2 separate regions of the Homo sapiens genome follow, and region 2 is linked to region 1. A link is a loop called in an ENCODE intact Hi-C map of the cell type or tissue named here. Cell type or tissue: natural killer cell. All regions are shown on one strand. Links, peaks and the distances in the headings refer to the core of each region. The heading gives the core; the rest is flanking DNA.

Region 1 (16,499 bases), core at 5,674-13,673:
ATGTTGAAGAGGAGAGATATTGTTTGTTCTGATCAGGCATCTCATCTAAACATCTATAATTTATTTCTTAGGTCACGGGCTTAAATTATACAAAGTTGAAGGAATTGAAGCCTATGTGCCTTCTCAGGTGGTTAATGCTGCTTACAAAATAAAGGAGATCATATATCTGTGGGCCACGATAGTGACTGGCAGGAGAATCAAATTTATTGCAGGAGGGTGCTTATTTTAGGGGCATCGTTATCACAACTCTCTTAATGAAAAGAAAGTTATTATGTTGAGATGAGTTCAAAGATAAACCCTTCCCACTGGCAGCCCAATGGAACTTCATGACTTTTTTTACCTGAGCCACCAATATTATGGCTTCCAGCCATACCCTCTGTTTTGGTCTGAGTGCGCAGGTGGCAATATGACAAATAAAACAGTTGGGACACAGGTTAAAATGCCAGTGGTAGAATTTGAGCCACTGTAACCTAAGGAGTTGAGTAATCATAACGGGACCGCAGCATCTGTGAATTCAGACCCATGGCACTATTCCAGAAAGTGGGAATCCACATTACCTCCCTAGAATGACAATTCTATCTTTCCCTTGCGGATTTCCCACTTGTGGGTGGATTTTCCACTTGTAAGATTGATCCAGCCAATTCTATGGCAATGACAGACAGAATGTGGCAGTCGTGCATTCTGAGGTCAGTCGACCTGGGAAAGTTTCATAATCAATACCACTCTTAATTATAGCCATTTTCTCAATTTACACTAAAGCAATGGACTCATTATCTCAACAATTTATGTTTTATCTCATTAGCCTACTATTAGATAAATAATATCTCTCATGCTCATGTTCAATAGCTGCAATGTCATTCAATAAATTAGTTGGACATAAATTCTAGCAGTACTAAATTTCCTGTAGGAATTTATCATTGAAATGGGTCCCAACATTGAATATCTTGTAAACATCACTAATTGCCCTCTTGTTTATAAAATGATTTTATTAATCTTCAGAGTTTTGCTTTACTAGTTCATGAAAGGACACTTTACTTAGTGCCACAGTTTAAAAAGGAAGTAATTGTTGATGCAGTCTCAAAAAACAGGAGTACCTAGGTTTCATTGGCTTTGTGTTGTATCTTAACGCACTGCCACGGAGCTTGGGGGGAAATGCTCCTAGAGAATGATGATTGTGATGCTGTTCCTTTGAGTTGCTTCACACAGAAATGTTTTGAAATCTGAAATTCTACTTTGCCATTTTCACGAGTTATTTAAAGCATTCCTTCTGCACACTTGAGAACGATGAAGATTTGAGGGTGCCAAGAACTAGCTTTAGGCTGACTGGGAGTGAATTCTTGTTTTGGAGTCCACGTATCTTCCTACCAACATCACATTCTCTTGAGGAATGCTAAGAAACAATGTGGATTTTAGAGATTTTTCACATTGCCTTTTTATTTTCTTAAAGATCATGTTTGATTTCATTTTTCTTTCATTTTGCAAAATTTTTTTTAATTTTCTGCATTTGAATTCTCTGGAATTAATGAAAACTTCACCCCCCTACTGCCTCCCCACCACCCCCTCGCACACACACACACTCTGTATTGTTGGGTTTGCTATGACAATAGAGAAGAAGGTAAGATCTCCTCCAGCCAGTAAGCTGAGAGGCTGGCAATTGTTACCAAAATCAGAAAATATTTCTAGCTAGGTATATGTCTCCATGAAAATCTCTCTGTTTGTATTGCCCCTCTCATGGTCGCTCCTAACATGATCCCTTTATCTGTGTACATAAGAATTATTTTTAGATGGATCTCCTTCTGTTTACACAGTATCCTTTGCTGTCTACCTTCTTTATCTAGCTAATAGCAGATGTTTACCTACTTGCAAGGAATATTTCTCTAAGGAAATATTAGGGATGGGAAAAGAATCCCTGTCTCTTTAGCCCTGAATACTCAGGACTTTTTCTTTTTTTGATATGTACCATGGCATATACATTTTAATTAATCCCAAACTGCATTCGAAGAGGGGTTTACATGTCACCAATTATTTTGAATGAGGGTTTTTCTCTCCCATTTGAATGTTAAATCATCATCTGTGTTTCAACATCTGTGGAAAATGCAGCTATAATTATTGTAAATAATATATTTTCCTAAGTATGAATTTGAAATGTGGTCAGTTTTGTTGACTGTTTTCTTTGCTTTCCTTTTTTCTCCAGCAGCTCAAAAACATCAATTGTCTTACTGTGGGTGTTTTCTGAAGTACAGTCACAAAGAAAGATTGTGAAAATGACAATGTTGTGCTTTATATTTTTTATCTTGTGTTGACTTCCATATCAAAACTGCTAAGTTGGGAAGACAAAGGATGCCTCCCAACTGCAGGCAACACAAAGCTCTTTTGTATTCTGACTCTTCTCTTCCTCTTACATCAACATCAATAAGTATTTTGTGGGAGAGACTGAAATGTCAGTCTTTCCGGGGAGCAATCAAGTCCAGTTTATTCTTTGCTCCGTAATTAAAGCCTGTTTCTGTGAGAAAAGTAAACCAATACCCCAGCAGCCGAAGATAAACTACGGTGCTATTTTTAATCTACAGCGAACCTTTCAACAGTATGAACCCTTTGAGACTTGCTACAGTTTTGCATTCTTGAGCCAATAGAAAAAGATTCAGGGAAGACAATAGTGGGTAGTCTAAAGGTATTAAAATTGTGTGTCTTATTTTAAACACTTGTGTTGAAACAAATAGCATTACAAAGGAGCTGGAAGAAAGTGGAGGATTTAATGAATGTGCTGCAATCCTTTAAAATGCGGATGCAGTTCTTCTTTCTTTCCCCAAGGAAGTGCCAAGCCCAATCCCAATGCCTGACTTTGCTACAGATTTGAAAATATAAAAAATGAATTATTAGGCAGAAAGGGAGAAGAGCTTAGCATTGGTTATTAATTGGCACTTCTCTTCAAGTCCCACTGTAAGGGGTCCCCTAGAGCTAGCTCCCTCCTCAGCTCCCATCTGACTGCCATGCTGTGCTGCTGGGCCACCCTTGTCCTCAGAACCTCTTCCCCTGCGTCTCAGCCTCCTCTTCCTGTTTTTGTCCCCTAGCTCCTTTCTCGAGAAAAGAGAACAATCGCAACACCACAATAATCTCATCAATTCAGAAAAGCAAACTTTCAGTTTCCAATACCAGGTAGGGTAAGAGATTCCTCCATTCAAGCCCTCTCTTCTATTATTTGATTATTCGTATAACACAAGGTACACTAAAAAGATTTCCTAAACCAAATACGGGCTTTTCCCAAAGATAATGTTGAGTCAAACCTATAAAGTTTTTAAACAATAGTATTTTGAACAGGTAATTCCTTTATCCTCAGGTTTTGGGTCCCCAAAAGTACCTTCTCATTATAAGTTGCTCTGCTCTTACACAGAAAATGTATTTATACTATGTGAAGATTTGTAAAGGATTTCCCAGGAGAAACACCACCCACAGCCCTTGTTTAATGTATCAATCCTCTTTTCCAGCACTATCCGATCAGTATAGAATGCAAGCCAGAAATGTGACCCACGAATAAAATTTAAAATTTTCTCCTGGCCACATTAAAAAAAGTAAAAGGAAAGAAGTGAAATTGATTTTAATATTTTTATTTAATCTAATATAGACTCCAAATTATCATTTTAACATGTACTAAATATTAAAACACTATTCATGATATTTTTTTCTTTTTTATATAGAAGCTTTGAAATGCATGCATATTGTGCACTTACAGCATATCTCAATTCTTTTTTTTTTGATACAGAGTCTCGCTCTGTCACCCCAGGCTGGAGTGCAGTGGTGCCATCTCTGCTCACTGCAAGCTCCACATCCGGGAATCACGCCATTCTCCTGCCTCAGCCTCCTGAGTAGCTGGGACTACAGGCGCCCACCACCACACCTGGCTAATTTTTGGTTTTCTTTTTTTTTGTATTTTTAGTACAGATGGGGTTTCACCATGTTAGCCAGGATGGTCTCGATCTCCTGACCTCGTGATCCGCCCACCTCGGCCTCCCAAAGTGCTGGGATTACAGGCTTGAGCCACCGCGCCCGGTCACAGCACATTTCATTTCTGATCAGCTACATTTCAGTTGCTCAATAGCCACGCAAGGTGGCTGCTGCACTGAACAGCACAGCTCTACACTTAATGACATGTCAGTATTTCCTTCATACCAATTGAGAGACTGAATACTCAGATGGACAATGCCAGGCCATATATGACAATAAACTCCAATCCACATAAGAAGCCCAGCAAGCTAAACCCACACCCTCCACAGCAACTGGTCCAGAAAGGTCAAGACTTGGTCAATAACTGACAGTTTCTATCTCTCTGTCTCCAACTCCCTCCTTCCAACTCAGGCCCAATCAGAGGAAGTCCGGTACGCTCCCTAATCAATCACATGAGATGTCCTTATTCTAGTTAGTGTCTTGGCTTCACATGTTAACAAACTCCAATCAGAGTGCACCTGGGGCCTTCCCTTTACTATACAGCTTTCCCACTCCCCTGCCTGCCTGTCAATCTTTTGTCAAACACAAATGCTGGCAGCTGACAGCATGCTGTAGCAAGCTCTAAATAAATAGCCTTTGCTTGCTATCATTTGGGTGGTCTCAGGCTATTTCCACAGGACTGGAGCATCATTCAATTATGTGGACTTTCTCCCTTAAATTTGAGAACCCAGGTCTTTGCTATTAATGCTGTGATGAACATATACATGCATGTATCTTTATAGGAGGAGAGTGTATATTCCTTTGAGTAGATACCCAGTAATGGGGTTGCTGAGTCAAATGGTAGCTCTGTTTTAAGTTCTTCGTGAAAACACCAAACTACTTTCCCCAATGGCTAACCTAATTTACATTCCCAACAGCAGCATCTAAACATTCCCCTTTTTCCCCACAACCTCGCCAGCATCTGTTATTTTCTGACTTTTTAATAACAGCCATTCTGGCTGGTGTGAGATAGTATCTCACTGCTGTTTTGATTTGCATTTCTCTAATGATTAATAATGTGAGCTCCATGCAGAGGGTGCTCTTCACCAAGGCAGTGTGGGAGTAGAGCAGCTGCATTTTCCTGGAAGCACACACACTGAGGCTTTTTCAATAAATCACTTTCAGGTAGGGGCAGACAGATGTTCATCAAGATGAAGGCAGAATGTGGCATGCTGCTAGTAGGGACCTGAGAAAATGGCCCTTCCTCACCTCTGCTCAGAGGACAAATGCTTTCCAACATGGAGAGAAAAACAGAGTTTGATATTCCTGGTTTTTCACAATCCACTTCCCAGTCTGTCACCTGGGCCTGAAGAGACATTTTAAAGCCCTCTGATCACACTGGCTGGTGGCTGAGGTTTTTAGGAGGAGCAGGCCACATGTCTGCCCACCACGTGGGATTAGCACTTCATTTTTGGCTAAAACTAAAGTGGGGAGAAAGCCCAAAGAAAGGCCACTTCTGTGGCTGAACAAACAGTGGAGTAATATGTATAAATGTTACAAAGAAAATCTGCAGAATGTTTGCAAGCCCAACAGTGTAAATGTTATTTTTAAGACTCAAAAGAAATTTAATCAAGGCAAATAGAAAAAGATGTTTTTCAGAATTAAGTAAAAATGTGTCCATTTCTTGCTAAAAATTTTTGAGAAAATTTTTCCCAAATAATGACTCTCGGCTTAGAATTCTGACCCGTTAAAACTGATTTAAAATTACAATGAAGAGGCCAAGACAGAAGCCTTTGAGTACTAAAGTTGCCATTCAGTGGAAAGACTTGTTTAGAAAAAAGTAAAATGAAATCCATTTTCATAGCTAAGCTAAGAAAATCATGAGGCTTTCTAGAAAAAGCACATCTGATTATTTGCAAGGCATTTAGGATCTGAGTGTTCAGGGTTCCCTGTTGCTGTATTTTCCACATTATAGCCACACGTTGGCATAGGGAACCTTGGGGATTTGAAAGAGCCTAAATCCGTTTCCACAGTTCATCACCCCCCACTCCTGCAATAACTAGTTATCTGGCATTCTCCCACCCAATCTGTTTCAAAATTTTATATGAAATGCACTATTTCTCAGATTCTATTAAAAAAAATTCCCTCTGACTATAGCTCTGCTTTGAGATATTATTACACAGTGAGACTGTGCCATTCCTGCCTTCTAACAGATTTACAATGCAAATATCATCCAAAGAGGAAAATTACATCACCTTACTATGAAGATGAGCTTTAGTTCATCAATCACTGATTGAGAAACTTAGCCAAATATGAATATAAATGTCCTATCTCTGTTGGACAGGACACAGAGCAGTGGTTTTGATTTGGTCATAACTTCCATTGCCCGTAAGCCTTGATGTCTGCTATCTTGCCTGTGCAGCAACGGTCTTATCTAGGATGTGAATTTCATTGGAAAGCAGGCTGTCTTCCAAAGTGAAGGGGTGAGAAAGAAAAACCAGACTCAGAGGACTAACGGCATTTTCATTCGTGAACAGTTCAGATTAACTCATAAACAACAGAAACATTTTCACAGCCAGACAATGGCACTCTGTCCGCTGTCAATATTTCTCATGTTTTGGAAGAAGCCTGACCAACCAGGATGACCTCTTGCCATAGCAGTGTGGCTATTCAGGCTAGTTCCAGGACGCAGTGCTTGTCCCAATGTAATTACATATGCTGCTTGACATTAGGGAGCCACTGGAGAAGTTTATTAAAAGTAATTTCCGGCTGGCCACAGTGGCTCACACCTGTAACCCCAGCACTTTGGGAGGCCGAGGCAGGAGGATCATGAGGTCAGGAGTTTGAGACCAGCCTGGCCAACATAGTGAAACCCCATCTCTACTAAAAAAATACAAAAAAAATTAGCTGGGCATGGTGGCAGACACCTGTAATCCCAGCTACTTGGGAGGCTGAGGCAGGAGAATCACTTGAACCCAGGAAACCGAGGTTGCAGTGAGCCGAGATCACGCCATTGCACTCTAGCCTGGGCGACAGTGTGAGACTCCATCTCAAAAAAAAAAAAAAAAAGAAAAGTAATTTCCACCTTTTTCTGTTTTAGACTTTCGGTGTCTGTTGTTGATATTTATTGAGATAGAAACACCATTTGCCTGGCATAGTGGCTTATGCATGTGATCCTGGCAATTTGGGAGGCTGAGGCAGGAGGATCACCTGAGGTCAGGAGTTCGAGAACAGCCTGGCCAACATGGTGACACCCCATCTCTACTAAAAATACAGAAATTAGCTGGACGTAGTGGCCTGTGCCTGTAATCCCAGCTACTCAGGAGGCTAAGGCAAGAGAATCACTTGAACCAGGGAGGCAGGTTGCAGTGAGCCAAGATCACGCCACTGCACTCCTGCCTGGGCAACAGAGGGGGACTCAGTCTCAAAAAAAAAGAAGGAAAAAGAGAAAAAAAAAGAAGCACTGTCACAAAGTAACAAAGAGATAAGAGATTAAGGGAAGTCCTTCCCTACTTCCATATATACACATAATGGAAGAGGTCCTAGCTGTGCCTTCTCCCATGTGGCCCTGTAGTGAGGAGCCATAGGCAAACTTCCCTATCTCTCCCCTCACTCCTTGCCATTGCCCATTGCCTCCTTTCTAACCAGAATCATCCATGGAAGGTGGACAGTCTAAGTGCCTCCAGAACCATATAGTGTGATTTGAAAGCTTCCAGAGATTAAGGCTATTATGGTGTCCATTTGGTGTCATATTTAGGTGTTCCATTACCATTGCTGATGACCTCAGTGGCATTCAATCAGCCATTGGTGATGTGTCACTCTAGACTTCAGGGATTTGTCTTCAAATGTCTTGCATGGTAAGTCCTCTGATAACATACCCATCTTTCCTACTAGATTATAAGTAGCTAAGTATGTGTGTATATATTCTTAGCTGGTCTTTTATTCTGAGTCATTTTTATGTATTGACTCAAATTAATTCTCACTAATTATTACCTATTTGTAATAAGTACTATGGCTATTTCATTTTACAGATGAAGAAACTGAGGCACAGAGTGATTAAGAAAGTTGCCCAAGATTTCACAGCCAGTAGGTGGCCAAGCCAAATTTCAAACCCAGCAGTTTGGCCCCAGATTTGAAGCTCTTCACCACTCATATACAATATTGCTTCCTGAGAGAAGCATTTTCCTACGTTTTCCTTATCTGTTTGTTTCTAGCATCTAGTACAAGTCCTGGAATGTAAGAACCTTAAATAAATGCTTGTCGAATGGGGGATGACTTGAAGGCAGAGTCTGTATGCAATATTCATCACGCGGGGTATAGATGCTCAGCTGACATGATCCTTGAGGTGTACTAAGTGAGACATCCTCTCACAGGCTGATCCTGGCATCGTCTCTTTTATTCCAATCTGGGCTCCTCTTTCTTAGCAGTCTAGTCCTTCCTGAGATTATCAATAAAGCAAAGGTGATAACAGCATTGCGATCCTATCTCTACCTTCTAATCTTTTCCTCACTCATACTAACTTATCTCTTCCAGTCCCTCTTTCTGTTTCAAAATGAAATGTGAAACCTCTATGTATTAAACAATGAAACAAGAAAAACCCACAATCAGCTCTCCATACTAAATTATACAGCAAAGGGGCTGATTTAGGAAAGTCTTCCTTGAGTAGGTTAGTTTAACTTTACTCTGATCCAATCTTCAGGAATGTCATTGGCTAAAGAAGTCATTTTAGTCATGGTGCAATCTTATTCCAGACCTAATCCCCACCCAGTGGGATAAGTCAGTTCCTTTTGCCTCATAACATTCTTACTTCATCAAACTAAAATATTTTCTATCCACTTTCGTATACTTATTTTGGAAAGCAATTGAAGCAGAATAGGCACATACCTTCTATATGTTCCTGAAACATGATTGAGTGCTAACAGTTTCAACATTGGGAAGGCAATGTTCCACTTCCTGGAGTGGATACTCAGATTGTCTAGAGGTCAAGCACTGTTTCCTAATCAGGAGACTGTTATGGAAGGAGGGTGGGGGGCATTAACTGAGCCTTGGGCTTCCTCACAGATCAACAGGTGAATCCTGAGCATCCCGTAGAGTCTGGTGTGAGGATACAGCAATGACTAAGACAAGCCTCTTGCTTCAAGGAGCTCATAGACTATCAGAGGAGACACACACTCTTTCTCAATATGTTACTGACTGTAATAGAGTCTACGCAACATGAAAAAACACACACAGGATTGGCTGCATAATTTGCAGGGTCCAGGGCAGAATGAACATATGGGTTTCCTTTTTCATAAATTGTTAAGAATTTTAAAATGTGTTAAATCAAATGCAGGGCCCTTGGGTTACACAAGCATGAAGCAAGCCCTGCATACATAGAAGAGGTAATGGGATCAGGGTATGGGACACTGAAAAGGCTTCAAAAGAAACTTAAAGTGAATGTGGTTCTTGTAGGATGACTAGGAGTTGGCACATGAAGAAGTGGGGAAGGACATTCTGAGCAAGAAAAGAGAGCCTACACAGTAAGAAAGCAGGGTATGTGAGAGCAGGTTGTCAGTCTATGAGGATGACAAAGTGTGTGGCCAGTGTGTAGTGTCTTAGACTGAAGGAGGCCAGGTGACATATCTACAGAAGGAAGTTGAGGTCAGGGTGTCAGAGGCTTAGTGAAATGAAACCACAAAAGAACAAGGCCAACCGTAGTTTAATGATAGTTTCACCACTTCCTGCCTGTGAGCTCATGGGTAAATGACAATATCCCTGAGCTTCAGCTTTTTTTATCTGAAAATTGGGGCATTCTAGTCTTGGCTCAGCCTTTAGCCCACAGCTAATGAAGCTGTGAGACCTTAAATAAGTCACTTTCCCTCTCTGAGCCTCACTTTCTTCAAATGTAAAATGAGAGACAAGGGCTAGATGAGTGGTTTCAAACTGGGCTCTGAGAAAGTGCCTTAGAGGATATGGAGGGGATGGGTGACGACAAGACGAAAGGCCAGCAGATTTCAGCCCTTCTTGCCATCACGCTTACACTAGAGCAACTTCATTTTTATCAGTGTTATATGGGTATGTGTGTGAATATATGTTTATATCAATACATGAACATATGTACATGTATATATGTATATATGATATGTATTACATATAATATATGCTATGTGTATTATAGTATGTATTTATGTGCATATACATGTTATGTTATATGACAAATATATGCTATATTGTAATGTGTATATTACAACACATAAGTACTATGTACATATTTATGCAGAAAAGTGTCTGAATTTTCACATCTGTAAAAATAAGGATATTAATAATCCCTAATTTGTAGGATACTATAAAGATTAAACATCTAAAATACATGTAATATACTTTAAAAAGTGCCAGGCACAGAGTAAGCATTGCTAATTCTTAGCTCTTACTTTTTTTGAGCCAGAAGTTAACCAAGAAGGCAGTCCCTACCTTCCCTAGGTATGGGGAAGACAGCAGTGAACAAAAGACACACACTTTGTGGGTGTGTGGGTGCTCAATGTATTTGCTGAATATATGAATGGACAGGGTCTTCGACTCCTTTGCACTAGTTTCTAGGCTAAGGTTTTTGATACAAAAATAAACAAAACAAACATGGGTACGGCCCTTGTGGGTATTACGCATATAAACTCACAAGTGAGGATCAACTGGAATTGTTGCTAAGTGCTTTACTAGAATTGCAGATTACATCTAGTTTGAAGAAATAGTTTCCACCCTGCTAACAGTTTAACCTGCTCCAGGAACGAATGTTCCTAGCTCCCCAACAAAGTTGTAAATTGTCACATTTTTCTAATATGCGGGGAGCTAGGCAGAGACTGTGGGAATGAGAGATGCCTCATTAGGTAGCAGGATCAACTTTGCTAAGTCTTTGGGCAACTGGAAATAAAAAGTAAGAATGCTTCATTTCTGTGTAAATCACTTTTCCCTAATAGGCTATACTGTCTATATTTATTCTATGGCCACTGTGGGAAGTGAAGGAGGAAAAAGAGATGGGTCCTGTCATCAAGGAACTTATCATTAATTGGAAAAGACAGGATCAAGACACATTGACAAAATAACGGCAAGGACCTCTCTCCACCCACTGCTGCCATTAGCAAAGATATTCCCAACGGAACAATGTGATTGGATTGGACTGGACTTGCTCTGGAAAGGTTTAAGAAACTTGAGTTTACAGCGGAGATGGGAGAAGAGATTCTGAGGTGTCTGAAAATGGGCATGGGACAATTGGTCAAATGGCAAGGCTTCTTTTGGGGGCAATGGCATAAACGGGTGCTAGAGTGAGGCAGGTGCTAGGGTGGGGGAAATGAGCAGAGATCACATCAGAAAGCTAGCAATTTGAGAGCAACTGAACAAATTTGCAAATGCAGCCATGGACACTTCCTGTTCCTCCGACTGCTGAGTATTTTCACAGCAACCAGCATTTGTGTCAACCCACGAGGCCTCACTGTGTAACTATATCCATTTGTCAATATCTATGCTGCAGCAATCATTTAAGCCTACAAGCGTAAGGAGAAGTAACACCAAGGCTCCCAAGGCAGCCGTAATTCACCCACTTTGCTCATATGTGTTCATTTGGCTTCTAAATGGATTGCTTATTTTATGGCATGTGCAGTATGTAAGAGTTTTCTTAGAATTAGTTTAAATTGTCCTTAATCAGAAATATGTCATGCAACAGTCTTTTTCTCCAGATGAGTATTTTACTCAGTAGCACATAGCCTGAGTCATTAAACCCAAAATTACAGAACCTGAAACAATTAACATTTTTCATTCCTACTGGTTCTATTTTGCCCTGCCTACATTTGGGGGAAGGGGAATACTTGAAGTTCTCAGGGAATCATTTGAATAATGATATCATTCTAACAATTTGAAATTCTTATCTTCTTTAAACTATGTAATTGTGTACTTAACAAGGTGGGAGAAAATGTCTTTTCACTCACATTTTTTTCCCAATGCAGAGACTGTGATGAAAATGAGATAATACAGATTTATGTCTGCTGGCTTGGCAGTCATTTTACACCTACCTGGACTATGAGATTGAAATCAAATCGGAGGCTCCCTATCCAGGAATGTAAAATTTGTTGTCTAAATAACTATATGTGAGCAAATCAGATATGGATAAGATGTTTCCATTATCATCGTGTGTGGGAGCTCTGATTCATGACGTCCTAGCTGTATCTACACTGGCTGTATCAAAGCTTCTCTTTTTGATTTTCTGTATTTGCTACGGTTGGGCAGGAAATTCTGCTCTTGTTAGCTTCTCCACTAGTAACAACAAAGAAAAAATGTAATAAAAGGAACTACGGGAATACATTTTATGTATAGTCTTGGTTAACAGACAAACCCATTGCTTGATAAGGAATTATAGAGAAAAAGTGCAAAGAATTCATAGAAGCAGGAGGAGTTTATTTTGCTCATACTATATAAGCCTCAAATTCCAAAATGCCAAATTGGGGACCATTTATATTTCCATTTTTTTCTGGAGCCTGTTGTTGACTTATTACTAACAATCTTACTACTTACAATCTTATTACAATCTTATTACTAACAATCTACTTTCGGTTTGCAAGTAGAAAAGAAAACCTGTAAGATGCAAATCTGTTTTCGTCCTTCAACTTTATAAACTCTATTTGACTATATTTAACTTTGCAAACAGAAAAATGTGTATCTACCAATAGTTGCAGTATCCATCACGGCCTTGTTTGCAAACCTACATCTGATTTTGGTTTCTTAAACAAAGAAAAGAATTTTTGTTTCAGAAGGAACATAGTAAACATAAGGATCTTTTAAAGGGAACAGCCTGGCAGAGACACCCCACCATTGTTGGAGAGCCACCTGCCACTGGTTACTCTCACGCAACTACCGTGAATAAACCCTCCTCCTACTTTTGTTAAGGAACTTGAAGTCCCAGGTAGGACGATGCAGCTGGCGGATACTAAGTTTTATGACTGCCTGTGCCCTGCTTTGAAGCCATGGAAAGAAGGAGTTTTTCTTTTTAGAGTCCATAATCAAAGCAAAGACACTATATTCTTACAATACTGTATCAGTAGGAACTATCTCTCAGATGAGAAAAGGAATTGCATACTATAGTCCTCCTAAATGACACAGGTCCTCTATTACCTCTTTATTATTGACTTTATTTTAAAATAACAGATTATTAACATATTGATACTTTTTAAAAACATAACATCAAACAATTCTGTGTTCTTGGTATTTGTTATGCCTGACAGTAAACCTCTCAAGGCTCATTTTCTATTTAATGGGAAGATAAAATTAGAGGGAGAAGATGGGCATGCTGATATGTGCTTGTAGTCTCAGCTACTCTGGAGGCTGAGGCAGGAGGATCACTTGAACCCAGGAGTTTGAGACCAGCCTGGGCATGAAACTCTGTCTCAAAAAAAAAGCAGCAGGGGAGTTTTCACATTTAACTAAAATGTCAATATCTCTCAGATCTCCAAGCACTTTAAAATGTGTAATTCCCCTTTTTAAATCCTAACTCCATGAACACGATATTCATTTCAAAATAGAGTACTATGTCCAGAATGCTCAAGAAAGCTTGTAGGGATGGATGGCTTCCCAAAAGCCATTATCAGCTCCTTTTCCCCTGAACATTTCAATACGGAGACTGGAAATACATATACTCTCTAAGCCCTTTTTGCAGAGAGAGATTTGTGTGTAACCAACTGCCAGCTCGTGATATGTAGACAGAATCAGGGAACCTTCTAAGAAAGTTTTGGTTTTCTGAAATTAAAGTATAGGTGCAGCCAAAGCAACACTTCTCACTTTCCTCTACTTTCTATCTTGAGTACATTATGATACCTAGAACTGAAGTGAAAGGCCAGCCTTAAGGGAAAAGCAAAAAAACAGAGAGAAGATGGTCCTGATATCTCATGTCTGACATTGTTGGGTCCATGACAATCAATGTCCAGATTCAGACTTCTTGCTCTTTTTCTTTGGGTCCTTAAGTCAAGCTTGCAGTGACTTGCAGTTGAAGGTTTTCTTCAGTAATATGATGGTTTTAACAATTCATATCCATTCATAACTGAACATTTCAAATAACAATACTTCTACTATTTACTGAGTGTCAACTTTGGAATAGCACCATGGGAAGTGAAGTGTAATCCATACTCTCAAGGAGAAAAATAGTTTACATAAAGAGATGTGTAACTAATATAATGTGGTAAAAACTAAAATAAAGTTGTGTTCACTGAGATGTGAGAACACAGGTTAGGATGTATTTAATTTTGATCTTTATTCAGTAAAATGAAATTAATCTGGTAAAAGAGCCGGTGGTAGCCTATTGAATAAGATGATAGGAATACTTAGTGTTTCACAATGAATATTTTTAGAATAAATTATTATTTATCTTGAATAATGAGGATAATGCTTATTATATGGGACTTTTCACATAGCAATCTTATTTTATCTCACAAGAACTATGGTGAGGTGAGTATACATACACACATGTAGGAAACTGAACCTCAAAGAGTCTAAATCCAGCTTTCTCAATCTCAGCACTGTAGACATTTTGGGCTAGATAATTCTTCATCGTAGGGGCTGTCCTGTGCCCTATCAGATGTTTTGCAATGTCTCTCGTCTCAACTCACTTATAGCCCATCCAGTGCCAATCATAATCCCAAAGACACAATGCTGAATGTCATAATGCCAAATGTTGAAATCCTGAAAGATCGAAACCCCTAAAGTATAAACCCCTAAAGTCTAAAATCCCTAACAGCTGATTGAATCCCCAAACTATAATGACAGACTTGAAATTAAGTGTGATCAAGGCTTCTAAAAGAACATTTCAAGTTGTTAACCAATAAATTTTGCTTTTTCATTCAGCCCAATGCATTTAACAGAAAATTCAGATGAATGGATTGGCCACATGATATGACAATAAGGAAAACTTCAGTTTAAAAATGAGTCATTTGCCAGCATTGGCAACCCTTCCAGCTGATGACATTCCAGGAGCTTTTAATGAATTAAAGCTGCATTTTCCTGAAGAAGCCAGTGAAGTTACTGGCTGGTTAGAAAATAATTATGTGCATGGTAGGATAAGAAGTCACTTATGCAACAGTGTTGCTGTTCCATCACCAGTATTGTTTCTGCCAAATTTGTGGTCTATATATGAGCACATGTAAAATGAATTTCCTTGAGCCCAGAACAACGTAGAAGTATGGCACAGAATATGGGAAAATGTAATAGAAAACGCTTATGTCAGTTCATACTGAATTATAAAAAAATTTCAGAAACAGCAGTGCCATGTAGAAAATGAATGTGATGTATTCTCTGAGAAGAACCACGCCCTAAGAGGAAGAAAGCAGTTACTTATTGTGTTGCAAGTCTTCAAAATACAGTTAATGATGGGGAAAGTTGGCCAGCTCTTAGGAGCGACCTCTATGCAATTTGCCTATAATCCATCCCTATAATATACAGTTTTCATATGCTAATTTTTCTTTTTAGTGTTTTGTTTTCTTTTTTAGTGTTTTCCCCCACTATTTTAAATTGTCAGCATTATTTTTTGCAGTTCGATATACTATGTATTTTACCTTCACATCATTTTCAATATTGGAGGCATACATTGTGTAAAGACTTTTAAAGAGTTCTAATTTCTTGTATGCATCTTTTGCAAATTTGATTAGACAAATATAACAACATTGATATAGTGTGTTTGTATTGTGTGTATATGTAAAAACTTTACAATTTCCTCAATCAATGAAGGGACGTTCTTTTTGAACATCTGCATTCGTGAAAGATAAAATGCCCCAAGATCTTGGCTCTTTGAGCATCTGCCTATGTGGTCCTGACTCATCTCAGTTTTTGATTAGTCTCATCAAAAGTCTTAGGTTGTCTGTCATGGTTTTTCAGATGACTGCAGTTATATAGGCTATTCTTAAATTCATCTGCTTATAACTGTTATACTCATGCTACTGTTGCTAGCATGCTGGAGTGTTTATACTTGCAAAAATATACATGTTATTACTGTCCCTTTTATGTATAAAGCAGCCTATGAAGTGTTCTGTCATATTTTATGTTTCTCAAATAAACCACCTTTTATAAATGTAAGTAAAACCAACATTTTAAAATGCAAATTTTATAAAAAATTTATAAAGTTATTTTTTCCTAGAATTATATTTTCAGTATTTTGACATTTCAGAATTGTGATTTTCATGATTTTAGATTTTAGGAATTTTGGTCTTTCAGGATTTCAGCATTCAGGATCATAGTGTTCAGGATTATGGTCCAAACCTTAGCACCACCTGCCTAGATCCTGCTTATAGTACCACTACCCGAGTTGTGAAAACCAAAAATGTCTCTGGACATGGTCAAATGTCCCTTGGGGCAAAGAGATAAAATATTCCCACCCCTGTCCCCCATTGAGAAGTGCTGGTCAAGGTGACTTATAAAAAATCATTCAGAAAGTGTGACAAAATAAAAACTAAGACCTGTACCACCTACCACCTATGCTCTTTTCCTTGGAGAACTTGGACTCAGAGGATAAGATAACTAATTACCTTTTGTTTTGTTTTGTTTTGTTTTTAGACAGAGTTTCACTCTTATCT
Region 2 (16,499 bases), core at 2,901-10,900, 97 kb after region 1:
TAATCAAAATTATGGCACTGATAATAGAATTCCTTAAATTTGTAAAGGGCCTTCAGCTTAAAAAGTATTTAAAGGTACAATTATAAATCACCAATGTGTTGAAGGGAGAAAATGTGCTCATTTTGACCGTGAGTTTTGGAGAAAGTAACTCATTTCAAAGAAGGATCTCTAATGCCAGGATTTCAGGCATTGTGACAGACCACCACGTGGGAGAGCATTGGCATCAACAGGGCTTATTCTACCTGCATTTTCATCAGGGTCCTCTATTCTTTCATTCATGTGTACATGTCATGTTTTTCTCACCAAGGAATTTGAGGCTGTTTGTAAAAGTAAATGCAATCTAACAGGATTAGATAAATAGATAAGGGAATTGTGGGTTTTTGTTTTATTTTACTTGAAGTTCTGGGATACAATTGCAGAACATGTAGGTTTGTTACATAGGTATACGTGTGCCATGGTGGTTTGCTGCACCTATCAACTTGTCACCTAGGTTTTAAGCCCTGCATGCATTAGCTATTTGTCCTAATGCTTTCCCTCCCCTCAGCCTCCACCCTCTGACTGGCCCTGGTGTGTGTCGTTCCCCTGCCTGTGTCCATGTGTTATCACTGTTCAACTCCCACTCATGAGTGAGAACATGCAGTGTTTGGTTTCCTGTTCCTGTGTTGGTTTGCTGAGGATGATGGCTTCCAGCTTCATCCATGTCCCTGTAAAGGACATAATTTCATTATTTTTTATAGTTGCATAGTATTCCATGGTGTATATGTACCACATTTTCTTTATCCAGTCTATGGTTGATGGGCATTTGGGTTGGTTCCAAGCCTTTGCTATTAATAGTGGTGCAATAAACATACTTGTGCATGTCTCTATAGTAGAATGATTTATATTCCTCTGGGTATATACCCAGTAATGGAATTGCTGGGTCAAATGGTATTTCTGGTTCTAAGATCCTTGAGGAATTGCCATACTCTCTTCCACAATGGTTAAACTAATTTACGTTCCCACCAACAGTATAAAAGTGTTTCAATTTCTCCATAGCCTTGCCAGCATCTATTGTTTCTTGACTTTTTAATAATTGACATTTTGACTGGTGTGAGATGGTGTCTCACTGTGGTTGTGATTTGCATTTCTCTAATGATCAGTGATGCTTAGCTTTTTTTCATATCTTTGTTGGATGCATAAATGTCTTCTTTTGAGAAGTGACTGTTCATAACCTTTGCCTATTTTTTGATGGAGTTGTTTTTCTCTTGTAAATTTGTTTAAGTTCCTTGTAGATTCTGGGTATTAGACCTTCGTCAGATGGGTAGATTGCAAAAATTTTCTCCCGTTCTGTAGGTAGCCTGTTCACCCTGATGATAGTATCTTTTGTTGTACAGAGGCTCTTTAGTTTAATTAGATCCCACTTGGCAATTTTGGCTTTTGTTGCAATTGCTTTTGGCATTTTAGTCATGAAGTCTTTGCCCATGCCTACCTCCTAAATGGTATTGTCTAAGTTTTCTTCTAGGGTTATTATGGTTTTGGGTTTTACATTTAAGTCTTTAATCTATCTTGAGTTAATTTTGTGTATGGTGTAAGGAAGGAGTCCAGTTTCAGTTTTCTGCACATGGTTAGCCAGTTTTCACAGCACCATTTATTAAATAGGGAATCCTTTCCCCATTGCTTGTTTTTGTCAGGTTTGTTGAAGATCAGATGGTTGTAGATGTGTGGCATTATTTCTGAGGTCTCTGTTCTGTTCCATTGGTCTATATGTCTGTTTTGGTACCAGTACCATGATGTTTTGGTGAGTGTTCAAGTCAGGTAGCGTGATGCCTCCAGCTTTGTTCTTTTTGATTAGGATTGTCCTGGCTATATGGGCTTCTTTTTGGTTCCATATAAAATTTAATGTAGTTTGTCCTAATTCTGTGAAGACTGTCAATGGTAGTTTGACCAGCATTGAATCTACAAATTACTTTGGGCGGTATGGCCATTTTCATGATATTGGTTCTTCCTATCCATGAGAATGGAATGTTTTTCCATTTGTTTGTTGTCCTCTTCTTATTTCTTTGAGTAGTGGTTTATAGTTCTCCTTGAAGAGATCCTTCACTTCCCTTGTTAGCTGCATTCCTAGGTATTTTATTCTCTCTGTAGCAATTGTGGATGGGAATTCATTCATGATTTTGCTCACTCCTTGTCTATTTTTGGTGTACAGGAATGCTTGTGATTTTTGCACATTGATTTTGTATCTTGAGACTTTAGTGAAGTTTCTTATCAGTTTAAGGAGTTTTTGGCCTGAGATGATGGGGTTTTCTAAATATACAAACATGTCATCTGTAAACAGAGGTAATTTGGCTTCCTTTCTTCCTATTTGAATAGCCTTTAATTCTTTCTCTTGCCTGATTGCCCTGGCCAGAACTTCCAATACTGTGTTGAATAGGAGTGGTGAGGGAGGGCATCCTTGACTTGTGCCAGTTTTCAAAGGGAATATCCAGCTTTTACCCATTCAGTATGACATTGGCTGTGTGTTTGTCATAAATAGCTATTATTGTGAGGTATGCTCCATCAATACCTAGCTTATTGAGAGTTTTTAACATGAAGAGATATTCAATTTTATCGAAGGCCTTTCCTGCAGCTATTGAGATGATCATGTGGATTTTTTTCATTGGTTCTCTTTACATGATGGATTACATTTATTGATTTGCATATGTTGAACCGCCTTGCATCCCAGGGATGAAGCCAACTTGATCATGGTGAATAGCTTTCGGATATGCTGCTGGATTCAGTTTGCCAGTATTTTATTGATGATTTTCACATCGATGTTCACCAGGGATATTGGCCTGAAGTTTTCTTTTTTTGTTGTGTCTCTGCCAGGTTTTGGTATCAGGGTGATGCTGGCCTCATAAAATGAGTCAGGGAGGAGGCCCTCCTTTTCAATTGTTTGGAAAAGTTTCAGAAGGAATGGTACCAGCTCCTCTTTGTATCTCTGGTACAATTTGCTTGTGAATCCATCTGGCCCTGAGCTGTTTTTTTTGGTTGGTAGGCTATTAATCGCTGCCTCAATTTCAGAACTTGTTACTGGTCTATTAGGGATTCAACTTCTTCCTGGTTTAGTCATGGAAGGGTGTATGTGTCTAGGAATTTATCCATTTATTCTAGATTTTCTAGTTTACTTGGGTAGAGGTGTTTATACTATACTCTGATGATAGTTTGTATTTCTGTGGGGTCAGTGATGATATCCCCTTTATCATTTTTTATTGTGTCTATTTGATTCTTTTCTATTTTCTTCATTAGTCTAGCTAGCAGTCTAAGTATTTTGTTAATTTTTAAAAAACAAACAGCTCCTGGATACATTGATTTTTTTTTTGGAAGGGTTTTTCGTGTCTTTATCTCCTTCAGTTTTGCTCTGCTCTTAGTTATTTCTTGTCTTCTGCTAGCTTTTGGATTTATTTGCTCTTGCTTCTCTAGCTCTTTTTTTTAATTTTATTATTATTATACTTTATGTGAGCTCTTTTAATTGTGATATTAGGGTGTTGATTTGACATCTTTCTAGCTTTCTAATATGGGCATTTAGTGCTATAAGTTTCCCTCTTAACACTGCTTTAGCTGTCTCCCAGAAATTCTGGTACATTGTCTCTTGTTCTCATTGTTTTCAAAGAACTTCTTGATTTATACCTTAATTTCATTATATACCCAGGAGTCATTCAGGAGCGGGTTGTTCAATTTCCATGTAATTGTGAGGTTTTGAGTGAGTTTCTTAATCCTCGGTTCTAATTTGATTGCCCTGTGGTCTGACAAACTGTTTGTTATGATTTCAGTTCTTTTGCATTTGCTGAGGTATGTTTTATTTCCAATTATATGGTCAATTTTAGAATAAGTGCCGTGTGGCACCGAGAAGAATGTATATTCTGTTGACTTGCGGTGGAGAGTTCTGTAGATGTCTATTAGTTCCACTTGATCCAGTGCTGAGTTCAAGTCCTGAATATCCTTGTTCAAGTCCTGAATATCCTTGTTAATATTCTGCTTTGTTGATCTGTATAATGTTGACAGTGGGGTATTAAAGTCTCCCACTATTATTGTGTGGGAGTCTAAGTCTCTTTTCAAGTCTCTAATAACTTGTTTTATTAATCTGCGTGCTCCAATATTAGGTGCATATATATTTAGAATAGTTAGCTCTTCTTGTTGATTTGATCCCTTTACCATTATGTAATGCCCTACTTTGTCTTTTTTGATCTTTGTTGGTTTAAAGTCTGTTTTGCCAGAGACTAGGATCGCAGCGCCTGCTTTTTTTTGCTTTCCATTTGCTTAGTAAATTTTCCTTCCTCCCTTTATTTTGAGCCTATGTGCATCTTTGAACATGAGATGGGTCTCATGAATACAGCACACCAATGGGTCTTGACTGTTACCCAAATTGCCTGTCTGTGTCTTTTAATTGGGGCATTTAGTCCATTGACATTTAAGGTTAATATTGTCATGTGTGAATTCGATCCTGTCATCATGATGCTATTTGGTTATTTTGCACACTGGATGCAGTTTCTTCATAGTATCATTGGTCTTTACATTCTGGTGTGCTTTTGCAATGGCTGGTACTGTTTTTTTCCTTTCCATATTTAGTGCTTCCTTCAGGAGCTCTTGCAAGGCAGGCCTGGTGGTGACAAAATCCCTCAGCATTTGCTTGTCTGGAAAGGATTTTAGTTCTCTTTCGCTTATGAAGCTTAGTTTGGCTGGATATGAAATTCTGGGTTGAAAATTTTCTTCCTTAAGAATGTTGAATTGAACCCCACTCTCTTCTGGCTTGTAGGGTTTCTGCTGAGAGGTCCACTGTTAGTCTGATGGGCTTTCCTTTGTAGGTGACCTGGCCTTTCTCTCCGGCTGCCCTTAACATTTTATCCTTAATTTCGACCTTGGAGAATCTGATGATTATGTGTCTTGGGGTTGATCTTCTCGTGCAGTATCTTAGTCATGTTTTTGTACTTCTTGAATTTGCATGTTGGCCTGCCTTGCTAGGTTGGGGAAGTTCTCCTGGATAATATCCTGAAGTGTGTTTTCCAACTTGGTTTCACTCTTCCCGTCACTTTCAGGTACTCCAATCAATCGTAGGCCCATACTTCTCAGAGGTTTGTTCCTTCCTTTTCATTCTTCTTTCTCTAATCTTATCTGCATGCCTTATTACAGCAAGATGTTCTTCAAACTCTGATATCATTTCTTCTCCTTGGTCAATTCAGCTATTGATATATGTGTATGCTTCATGAAGTTCTCGTGCTGTGTTTTTCAGCTCCATCAGGTCATTTATGTCCCTCTCTAAACTGGTTATTCTAGTTGGCAGCTTCTGTAACCTTTTATCAGGGTTCTTACCTTCTTTGCATTGGGTTTGAACATGCTCCTTTAGCTCAGCAGAGTTTGTTTTTACCCACCTTCTGAAGCCTACTTTTGGCCATTCGTCCATCTCATCCTCTGTCCAGTTCTGCACCCTTGTTGGAGAGGCATTGTGATCATTTAGAGAAGTGGCACTCTGGCCTTTTGGGTTTTCAGCATATTTTGTTATTGTTGTTGATTCTTTCTCATCTTCATGAGTTTGCCTAGTATCGATCTTTGAGGTTGCTGACCCTTGGATGGGGTTTTTGTAGGGACTTTTTTCTGTTGATGCTGTTGTTGTTGCTTTCTGTTTGTTTGTTTTTCTTGCAATGGTCAGGTCCCTCTTCTGTAGGGCTGCTGTGGTTTGCTGGTGATTCACTTCAGGCCCTATTCATCTGGTTCACTACCATACCTGGAGATGTCACTTGAGGAGGCTGGAGAACAGCAAAGATGGATGCCTGCTCCTTTCTCTGAGATCTCTCACCTTGAGGGGAACTGACCTAATACTAGTGGGAACACTCCTGTATAGGGTGTCTGACAAACCATGTTGGAGGGTCTCACCCAGTTGGGTGGCATGGGGAGCAGGAACCATTTAACAAAGCACTTTGACTGTCGCTTGGTGGAGGGGGTGTGCTTTGCTGGGGGGAAACCCATTCGTCTGTGCTGCCCAGATTTCTCAGAACTAGCAGGAGGAAAGACTAAGTCTGCTGGTCTGTGGAGACTGTGGCCACCCCTCTCCCTAGGGGCTCAGGCCCAGGGAGACCAGAGTTCTGTACCTGAGCCCCTGGCTGGAGTTTTCGGAGTTTCTGCTGGGAGGTCCCACCCAGTAAGGAGGGATGGGTCAAGGTCAGGCCTGAAGAGGCACCCTGCAATCTGCCACAGCAGGTGTGTTGGACTGTAGGGGATACCTCTTGGGAGTAAGCCGTCTAGCCTCCCTGGCTCCAGCAGGGGAAAAGCACAGCCTGAAGCTACAGAGAGGGTTGCTGCCCTTCCCCCACCCTAGGAGCTTAGTGTGTTAGGCTTTGATCAGACCCAGTGTTGGCTGTCACACCTCCCCCAAGGAGCTCAAACGGCTTAGACAGAAGGCAGCCGCAGCTGTGGTGCTGGTCACCCCTCCCCCGGGAGCTCAGCAGGCTTAAGCAGATTCTAGCTTAATGGCTGTTGAGAATCTGCACAACTCCATGGTTGAGACCCCTAGGCCCGGGTGGTGTGAGCTCATGAGTGGGATCTTCCAATCCGTGGGTTGCACAGTTCTATGGAAAAAGCACTTTTTCCCAGGCTGGGTAGCACACTCACTCACTGCCTCCCTTGGCTGGGGGGTGGGGGCATCCCTGCCCCATGTGGTTCTCAGGTTGGCAGTCACACCACACTGCTCTTCCTTCCTCTCCATGAGTCATGCCAGCTGCCTAGTCATTTGTGATGACAGAACCTGGATACCTCAGTTGTTGTTACAGGATTCACATGCTGTTATGGTTCTTTTTGTTGGGAGCCTCTGATCACAACTGCTTCTAGTTGGCCATCTTGGCCCTGCCCATCAGAAATTGTGGCTTTTATACATGTTCTCTGCAGTGGGGATCCAAATACTTGCTCCAGTTGCCTGGCACCACCATGAGGGCCTGAGGATCAGAGGTACAAGGCACGCTTCAAGCTTGCACAGTTTCTTCTTTTCTAGTTAGAGCTTTGCCCCAATCAAGCTGGTGAGCATAACTGGAGTTATGGTGTGCACCAAGTAACCCTGGCTCCTTTTAAAGGAGAGTCCAGAAACTAGCATGAGCAGCTGATCTAACCTTCCTTTTCTCTAAATCCTGTTCAGATTTCTACTTGGCTGTCCAATGCAGGGTACCTCCCAAACAGAAGTCATTTCCAGCCCTTGATTCACCATACCAATTCTCGGGAGACAAGAGAGGAAGATAAGAGAAAATGAGGAAATTAAAATGATGTGGGAGAAATGTCTCTGATTTTGTTTGGGCTCTAATTTGGTTAGTCCTCTCATTAAAACTCCACCTTTCTACAAACAATATGGCAACCTAATTTAGGTAGCCTAAGAATTCCATTTTCACTTTGAACTATTTTAGAGCTCTCCTTCCCTGTGGATGGAGTAAGGCCTTGAGGGTGTCTTTGGAACTGAAGTTGCTGGGGACATGACAGGGACCATCTGAGTCAGTGAGAGAAGAGATTACACATGGAAAATGGGCACAATGAGAGAAATATAAAATAAAGCCATATGGAAGATGAGCCAACAGGAATGCACATCTTAAGATACTATACACTTGCTGTAAGTGGTCTACAAAGTTGGTTCTGAGCTTCCTAGGAGCCAAAGGAAGGGAAAAAAACAATCATTTTTAAGAGGGGAAATGTCCACATTATAAAGTCAACACAGTTAGAAGAAATACACATTTCCTTGTAACTCAGATATTAAAGAAATTTTGTTTCAAGATCCTTATTAAGGGACTATGGCTGACAGGAACACATTGTTCTCACTAACATACCTTTATTAAATTTCCCAAAACTTATCACACTCTTTGACATGATGAAAATCAGTAAAAACAAATCCAAAAGAGCTGTTTTCTTCAGGTAAGGTGCTATGTTATATAGTCAGCATACTTCCATAACTAACCGATAAATCACTGGAGTCACTTATAAATGAGATTTGGGTTTTATGCTTTTTAATTTTTTGATCATTTCTATCAGAGAAATTTAATTAATGTAGATAAATCAGAGACCTCATTTCACTAATTTCAGTCCTTTTCCCCACTCCTGGAGTTTTCTCTACCAAGTGTCCATGGTACCCTGATGTTGTAATCTGTCCACAACTGATTAAGGGCAAGCTCTTGACCTAAGGGAAACCCATTGCTAGGCTGAGCGGAGCTAATCGGATTCTCTCCACTGAGAAATTAAACCAGGAAAAACACAAATCCCGCTATAATGATTCATTCTGGAAAAACAAGCTGAAAGAGCAGAGTGCATTTATGGCAAGCCAAAACACACCAAACTTGTGGGGAAAGAGAAGCCCTGACCCTTGAGGAGGAAGTTAATGCCTGCAATCCTTGCTGTATTGCTGCCTCTGTCTCTTGTCAGGGGGAAGATGTATTTCACACTGCTATAATGACATACCCATGTCTGGGTAATTTATAAAGGAAAAAGTTTTAATTGATTCACAGTTCTGTATGATGGGGGAGGCTTCAGGAAACTTACAATCGTGGAGGAAGGGGAAGAGGAACATCCTACCGGGTGTCAGGCGAGAGAAAAAAGTGTGTAGAGTAAAAGAGGAAGAGACCCTTAAAAAAACATCAGATCTTGTGAGAACTCACTCACCATCACAAGAACAGCAAAGGAGAAACCGCCCCCATGATCCATCCTAAAGGTGATCCATCCTAAAGGGATCCAACCTAAAGGTTCTTCCCTTGACACCTGTGGATTAAGGGGATTACAATTCAAGATGAGATTTGCATGGGGACACAACCAAACAATATCATTCCACACCTGGCCCCTCACAAATCTCATGTCCTGTATTTCAAAACACAATCATGCCTTCCCAGCAGCCCCCCAAAGTCTTAACTCATTCCAGCTTTAACCTCTAAGTCCAAGTTCAAAGTGTCATCTGAGACAAGGCAAGCCCCTTCCACCTATGAACCTGTTAAATCAAAAGCAAGTTAGTTACTTCCAAGATAGAATGGGAGACAGGTGTTGGATAAGTGCTCCCATCACAAATGGGAGAAATTGGCTAAAACAAAAGGGTGACCGGCCCCATGCAGGCCCACAACCCAGCAAGGCAGCCATTAAATTTTAAAGCTCTGAAATGATCTCCTTTGTCTTCATGTCCCACATTCAGATCATGCTGATGCAAAAAGTGAGCTCCCATGGCCCTGGGCAGCTTTGTCCCTGTGGCTTTGCAGGGTACAGCCCTCCTCCCAGCTACTTTCACAGGCTAGCATTGAGTGTCTGCAGCTTTTCCAGGTGCATGGTGCAAATTGTCAGTGGATCTACCATTCTGGGGTCTGGAGGATGTGGCTGTCTTCTCAAAGCTCCACTAGGCAGTGCCCCAGTAGGGCCTCTGTGTGGGGGTTCCAACCCCACATTTCCCTTTCACACTGCCCTAGCAGAGGTTTCCCATGAGGGATCGGCTCCTGCTGCCAACTTCTGCCTAGACATCTAGGCATTTCCATACATCCTCTGACAACTAGTCGGAGGTTCCCAAACCTCAATTCTTGACTTCTGTGCATCTGCAGGCTCAACATCACATGGAAGATACCAAGGGTTAGGGCTTGCACCCTCTGAAGCCATGGCTCAAGCTATACCTTGGCCCCTTTTAACCACGACTGAAGCTGAAACAGCTGGAATGCAGGGTTCCATGTGCTGAGGATGCACAGAGTAGGGGGCCCTGGGCCTGGCCTCTGAAATCATTTTTCCTCCTAGACCTCCAGGCCTGTCATAAAAGGGGCTGCTGCCAAGATCTCTGACATGCCCTGAAGATATTTTCCCCATTGTCTTGGTGATTAAAATTCAGCTCCTCATTACTTATGCAAATTTCTGCAGCTGACTTGAATTTCTCCCTAGAAAATGGATTTTTTTTTCTATCATATCATCAGGCTACAAATTTTCCAAACTTTTGTGCTCTGCTTCCCTTTCAAACATAAGTTCCAATTTAAAACCATCTCTTTGTGAATGCATAAAATTGAATGCTTTTAAGAGCACCTAGGTCACGTTTTGAACCCTTTGCTGCTTAGAAATTCTTTTCCACCAGATACCTAAATCATTTTTCTCAAGTTTAAAGGTCCACAGATCTCTAGGGCAGGGGCAAAATACTGCCAATCTCTTTGCTGAAGCAAAGCAAGAGTGATCTTTGCTCCAGATCCCAATGAGTTTCTCATTTCCATCTGAGACCACTTCAGCCTCAACTTCATTGCCCATATTACTATAAGCATTTTGGTCAAAACCATTCAACAAGTCTCTAGGAAGTTCCAAACTTTCCCAAATCTTCCTGTCTTCTTCTGAGCCCTCCAAACTGTTCCAACCTCTGCCTATTACCCAGTTCCAAAGTCACTTCCACATTTTCAAGTATCTTTATAGCAGTACCCCACTCAACCAGTACCAATTTACTGTATTAGTCCATTGTCACACTGCTATAAAGACATATTCAAGACTATGTAATTTATAAAGGAAAGAGGTTTAATGGACTCACAGGTCTACATGGCTGGGAGGCCTAAGGAAACTTACAATTATGGCAGAAGGCAAAGGGAAACCAAGACACCTTCTTCACAAGGTGGCAGGAAGGAGAATGGACACAGAAGGAACTATCAAACACTTATAAAACCATCAGAACTTGTGAGAACTCACTCACTATCATGAAAACAGCAAGGGGAAAACTGCCACCATGATCCAATCACCTCCCACAGGGTTCCTCCCTTAACATGTGGGGATGGTGGGGATTATAATTCAAGATGAGATTTGGGTGGGGACAGAGCCAAACCATATCAGAAGCAGTAAGACATATCTTTTTTCTCCCAGACTCTCCACCCTGTCACTTTCGTCTCCATATTTTCAGACAAGTCTTGCCTTGGATGTCCTTCTTAAGAAATGGCAGTGGAGCCTGGAGTCATTGCCTTGATGAGGGCAGGAATAAGGAGGCAAGCTCTGGGGAAAACAAGAAACTGGTTGACTGAGGGACTATCATACTGATAATGACATCTGATGCTTATGCTGTTAAATGTATTCATTTATGACAAGACAGTTGAGCACTTTGAAATGAAATCTTTAAAAGTACCTCATGCACTGTGGGAGAAAATACCCAGGTTCCTGAAGGAGGAAATCGACACTCAACTCTCTAGGAAACAGAATGTAAAGCATTAACTCAAGCTCTTGCAGATTAAGATGGCAGTTTGCTAGAGCAGACGACCTGGGAAAATCAATACAGCAACAATTACCTCTACAGTATGAAAGCACTGGCCAACCTAAGTACCTTTGAGATTCCATTTCATACTACAGAGGAGTGGCTCCACTTCCTAATGGATGAGCATTTTAGCTCCTACTGTGTAGATCTCCCAAACACTAGTATCCTTTCAAGAGTGCCTACAAGGCCTTTCTTGATATTCCACTAGACGACCATGAAACAGTATACTCTGTGAAGCAATCTCTGGCCAGAGTGAGCACTTATTTTTATCAGGAAGCAGCATCTTTCTACTTGGCTATGACAATCAGGTCAGCTAAATATGTCATCCTGTTTCCCAACCCCATCCATTAGAAGGTAATACCTCTTTCCTGCTGAGCACTTTTTCAAATTGAAAAACTTCAAGGACAGCTGCAATGCACTGGAGAGTGCCCTGTGACTAAACTGAAGGACCCTAAGTGCCAGACACATCCAAACTGACATCTCTGCCAAGTGCCCAAGGCACCCCTTCAGTTGCCTGGCTCAGCAAACACAGACAGTACCAAAGCAAGCTCCCACTAAGTTCAAGACTCTTAGAGCCGATGCCTGGAGGATCATTCCCCAACTATTTCTATTTGGCAATATCAGAACTTCAGTAATACTAATAGTGTATTTCTGTCATTGAAATGCTACTCTTAATGTTTATCTTATGCTTTCCTTAAACTCCTCCTGGTTCTGACCTTGGTGAGCTTACCTGGCCAGTTAGAGCTGGAGCAGGTGCTTGGTGACCACAGCTACCTATTTACATTGCTTGAATAGGGACTGCTTTGGTAATGCCCAGAAAGCTGAATAAGTGGAAAAGATGTTCGCAGGGGTTTAGGGGTGGCACATCTGGATCTACTGAAAATTTAACATAGCTTTCTTGATGGGCAAATCAATTTTTTTCACTCTGTACTCTGTCATGAAGAAATTAACACGATTTTAGAAAAATCTGTGCTGACATTTGACACTGACTTTCTCATTTACTAGATATACTACGAAACAGTGAAGAAACACTTCCCCTTAACCAGCTAATGCTGGTCAGACTCCAACAATTAGTTATTTTAGAAAATAATTTTTAAAAAAGTTTTCTAAAAAAGGGAGCTACTGGCCAGGCACAATGGCTCACGCCTGTAATCCCAGCATTTTGGGAGGCCAAGGCGTGTGGGTCACCTGAGGTCGTGAGTTCAAGACCAGCCTGGCCAACATGGCAAAATCCCCCCCTCTATTAAAAATACAAAACAATTAGCCAGGCATGGTGGCACATGCCTGTAATCCCAGCTACTTGGGAGGCTGAAGCACAAGAATCGCTTGAACCTGGGAGGTGGAGGTTTCAGTGAGCTGAGATCGCACCACTGCACTTCAGCCTGGGTGACAGAGCAAGACCATCTCCAAAAAATAAATGAATAAAGATAAAAATAAAAAAGACAGAAAAGGAAGCTACTCACAGAAAGGATGGTGGAGGAGATGAACAGATAGAAGCATAGAAGAGAGAGATTATGCAGCTTGTGAAAAAGACCAAGAGGGAAGCTGTCAGTGAATCTCCCAATTCCATACCCAGGGGGACAGATGTATCCTTAAAATAGCTCCATTTTTTGTCTGAATGGATTGGAGTTGGGTTTTTTACTGACATCCAAGCAGCCCCAACTACAGAAAGAGTAGTAAGATGAGCAAATATTAGAAAGATAGAAGGAAATGATAGTTTAGATAATCTGCTGAGAGGATATTTTGGTCCTGAATAATGGAAGATGGAAGAATTTAAACACATTGTTAGAATGGAGTGAAGTATTCACTGAGCTACACACCACATTACTCTTTTTAGACAAAAGTGTTTGTCTTGTGGAGAAACGTAATTTAATTCAAGTGATAATGGACACTGGCTCTTAAGGTAGTCAGTCTTCAAACTAAGATTCCAAACGATTTGTTTTGGTTTGTGCAAACCTGTAACAGTAAAATGTCTTGAAGGGTGCTCCTTCTTTCATGAAATCAAAGCTTTAAGAAAGAGTCCAGAAGGGAGTTACTAGATAGATATGTACCTTTTGACACTGGTATTCATAGTTTGCGGCCCTGCAAGATAATCTGAAACCAATAGTCCCATGATCAAAACCAAACATACAGAAAAAAAAAACATAGAAATAAACAATATCAAAAGAAGGTGAACTAGATCCTTTAATTGTGATTACAGAGAGAGCACGATACAGAAAACAAAGTCTGTGGAGCTTGTGCTGCAGTGGCTGTCACCCTTACAACCCATCAACCAGGTGCCCTTGAGTACATTACTTAGATTCCAGAGCTACCGGGTGCACATTTGTAAATAAGCATAATACATTCTAACCAAGATTATTATAGAGATTAAATTATATAAACAACATAAACGTTTCTGATTTGTAAAAATCTTTCAGTGCATGTTTATTTCCCCATTTTGATATTGGTTTGGTGATAAGATGTACGAAACATTACAGATTCTGGAATCAAAAGGAATATCTAAGATTCCAGTAGAGAGGTCAACTGTTTCCTGTTAATCAGTTCTTCCCCATATTCCTTGTAAAAGAACGAGCTCCTTCTATAAACATTGAGAAGGGCAGTCATTTGTTTTGTGTGGAATTGTACAGCATGGTGGTAGGCATTGCAAAGACATCTTCCCAAGTTCTCACTTACTGATGTTTCTGAGATAATATTTCCATGTTTGGCTGCTTGAATTCATAACATATTTACTCTCTCAATTCTGAGTGCTTATCTCCCTAAGCCTGGTCTGTCACCCAGTAAGACACCTAACTTGAAGGTGTTCACAGACAGGCCTGAGAACCCTTAGGATCTGGCAAAATTCTTCTTTCTAAAAGTGACACATAGTCAAAATGCTAAATAGTCAATAAAAAGTATCTTATTAGTTTTAGGAAATACATTTTTAGATCTTGAGAAATCATACATAAATTTAAAAGAGAATATATTGACTATGACTCACTAAGATGATTTTTGACCCAGTAACGGGTTGCTACCTGCAGTTTGAAATACATTTACTTCCTCCACTCAGTGAAGAAACTGCTTTCTGAGCAAGTTGGGCAGGAAAAGTCTCTCTTTGAGTCAGATGCTGGCTTTTCCTGCAGATGTTTGCTTGCTTCTCTGTCCTCAAGTGCAAGCCCCCTTCACACTGCTTCACAAGCTCTGGAGGATAGAAGAGACAGTCATGAAGCCAAGGCTTCTAGGACCTTCAGAATCTGCTATAGCCACTTAATCTCCCAAGATGTGAGCCCAGGCCATGTTATTAGCAATATTTTTCTGAACAGCTAGAGAAACTAAGGGATTCGACAGAAGATGAGGATCTTGTAGGGGCTTGGCAAAGCTATCAAGCAGCCGAGACTCCGAGAAGAGCTCATCCAAGGCACTGAGCTAGCTAAGAAGCAGAATGGACTCCATCTTGTCCAGGAGGTGGATCAGCCACTGTAGCCAAAGCAGAAAATTGTGGTCCACCTCACTGGCCAGCTTATACATGTGCTCACCAAGTATGACCAGAGAGAATTTGATGGCATTAACAAAGTTCCTTAAAGTCAAAAAATTCCCCAGATCTTATTTTACTGGGGTTATCATGTTCACAAAGTGGGCATTGGGCCAGGACCACTCAAATAATCTCAGGGAAGTTGTCATTATCATCTCAAAATGTTCCACATTTATGAGGAAATAACTATTGAATAGAATCATGATTTGCAGGTGCACAGTCAACTTCTTCAATAGTACAATAGTGTTGAGAGGATTTTCTTTGGCATTTAGAAATAGGGGTGAGAATTTTCTCTTCTTGGTGCCCTCTTTCACCATGGTCTGCCTTACCTAGAAGTCTCAGCTTTGTCCCATGTTGAGTCTATCTCTTGAAAGTTCTAGATTTCAGTTTCATTTGCCATTTTTGCAATCATGAGCATTTTGGAGGGAAAAGATCACTCTTTTATTCTCCACAAGGCTTCCTCAATGACTTATTTCTAAGTAATAAGAACTCTATACCTTTGAGATTCTCATCTTCCTGACCCTGGTTCTGTCTCCCACTAGGATACCTATCTCATGGTGTTCATAGCAAGTCATGGCTAGAATCTTAGGACCCTGGAAAATCTTCTGGTAGATCATTATAGTAAACTTCTTAGGAATGCTTTTTGGTAAAGTTTAAGATAGGCCTTTTCTCTCTAAAACACTAATAGAACTATTCTTTACGATCAAACCACAACTAGGTTCATAGCCTGAGGACAAGGTTTGCTCACATCTTCCTATAGCCTTTCTTTCTGACTTTTTGTTTCCTCCAGTTTAATTCCCAGTAGAATCTACTTTTAGTGTAGTTAATCTACACTAACTTTTAGGTTAGTTTTTTAGTGTAGTTAATCTACACTAACTTTTAGGGTGTCTTACTGTGCTCTCCTTGGACTGTTAACACTATGCCGCATAGCTGTCCCCATTTGCACACTGTTTCAACAAGAATTAACTAGAAATAAATCTCATAAATGTGGCAAAAATTGCCTCAATTTTTTATATATATGATATATAATTATATATGTAATATATATTTTTATATTATACACAATTTTATATATGTTACATATGTATATATATTATATATAATTATATATTATATAATTGTTATAATTGTAATAATTAATAATCATAATCATATATATAATCATGATCATATATTATATCATATGATATATTATATATTATATCATATGATGTATGATGTATTATATATTATATCATATGATATATGATATATATTATATATGATATATAATATATAAATGTTATATACAATATGTATTATATATAATATATAAAGTTATATATAATATATATTATATATAATATATAAATGTTATATAATATATAATTATATATAATATATAAACGTTATATAATTATATATAATCATATATGATTATGTATGATTGCTATTAAATAATATTGTCATATATTATATGTATTTAAATATACATTTTAATTTTTATCTTCCATAAACAAAGAAATAGAAGTAAATGGGTGATTTTGAAAAGCTTTAAAATGATCACCATTAGAGTTTCCAAACAAGAAATGTGTGTTCTAATCCCCATGTTCTTTTAATTATATCATATGGATCCCAGCCAAATTGATCTTTTTATCTTCTTTAATGGACCGTTCTCTGCCTCATCTCTTCACTATTCTATGACCTGTTCTTTTTGCCCAGAATGCCCTCTGTTTTTTCCTTCTCTATGCTATGCACTCTGTAGTAGTTTCTGGCTACTTCTTTAATTTCTCACTA

What was found. Peaks named below come from ENCODE experiments on the same cell type or tissue, not always from the same donor. Only the 100,000 strongest peaks of a DNase experiment are listed, where the experiment ranks them.
Region 2: it touches region 1 in a loop (12-fold over the local background); 3 of 110 quality-filtered maps call a loop at or near these places.

Annotation. Positions count from the first base shown.
Region 1 is chr9:7,969,645-7,986,143 of GRCh38, reverse strand. No RefSeq gene overlaps it. Among named protein-coding and RNA genes, the nearest start is that of DMAC1, 180 kb to the right of the region's middle. RefSeq lists an enhancer at 9,284-9,393. In natural killer cell, for the core only: no CTCF peak of the experiment used is centred there; DNase peaks (open chromatin) are centred at 9,583 and 11,333; H3K27ac peaks cover 3,159 bases.
Region 2 is chr9:7,869,952-7,886,450 of GRCh38, reverse strand. No RefSeq gene overlaps it. Among named protein-coding and RNA genes, the nearest start is that of DMAC1, 78 kb to the right of the region's middle. RefSeq lists enhancers at 5,824-6,324, 6,325-6,825. In natural killer cell, for the core only: no CTCF peak of the experiment used is centred there; DNase peaks (open chromatin) are centred at 6,370 and 6,700.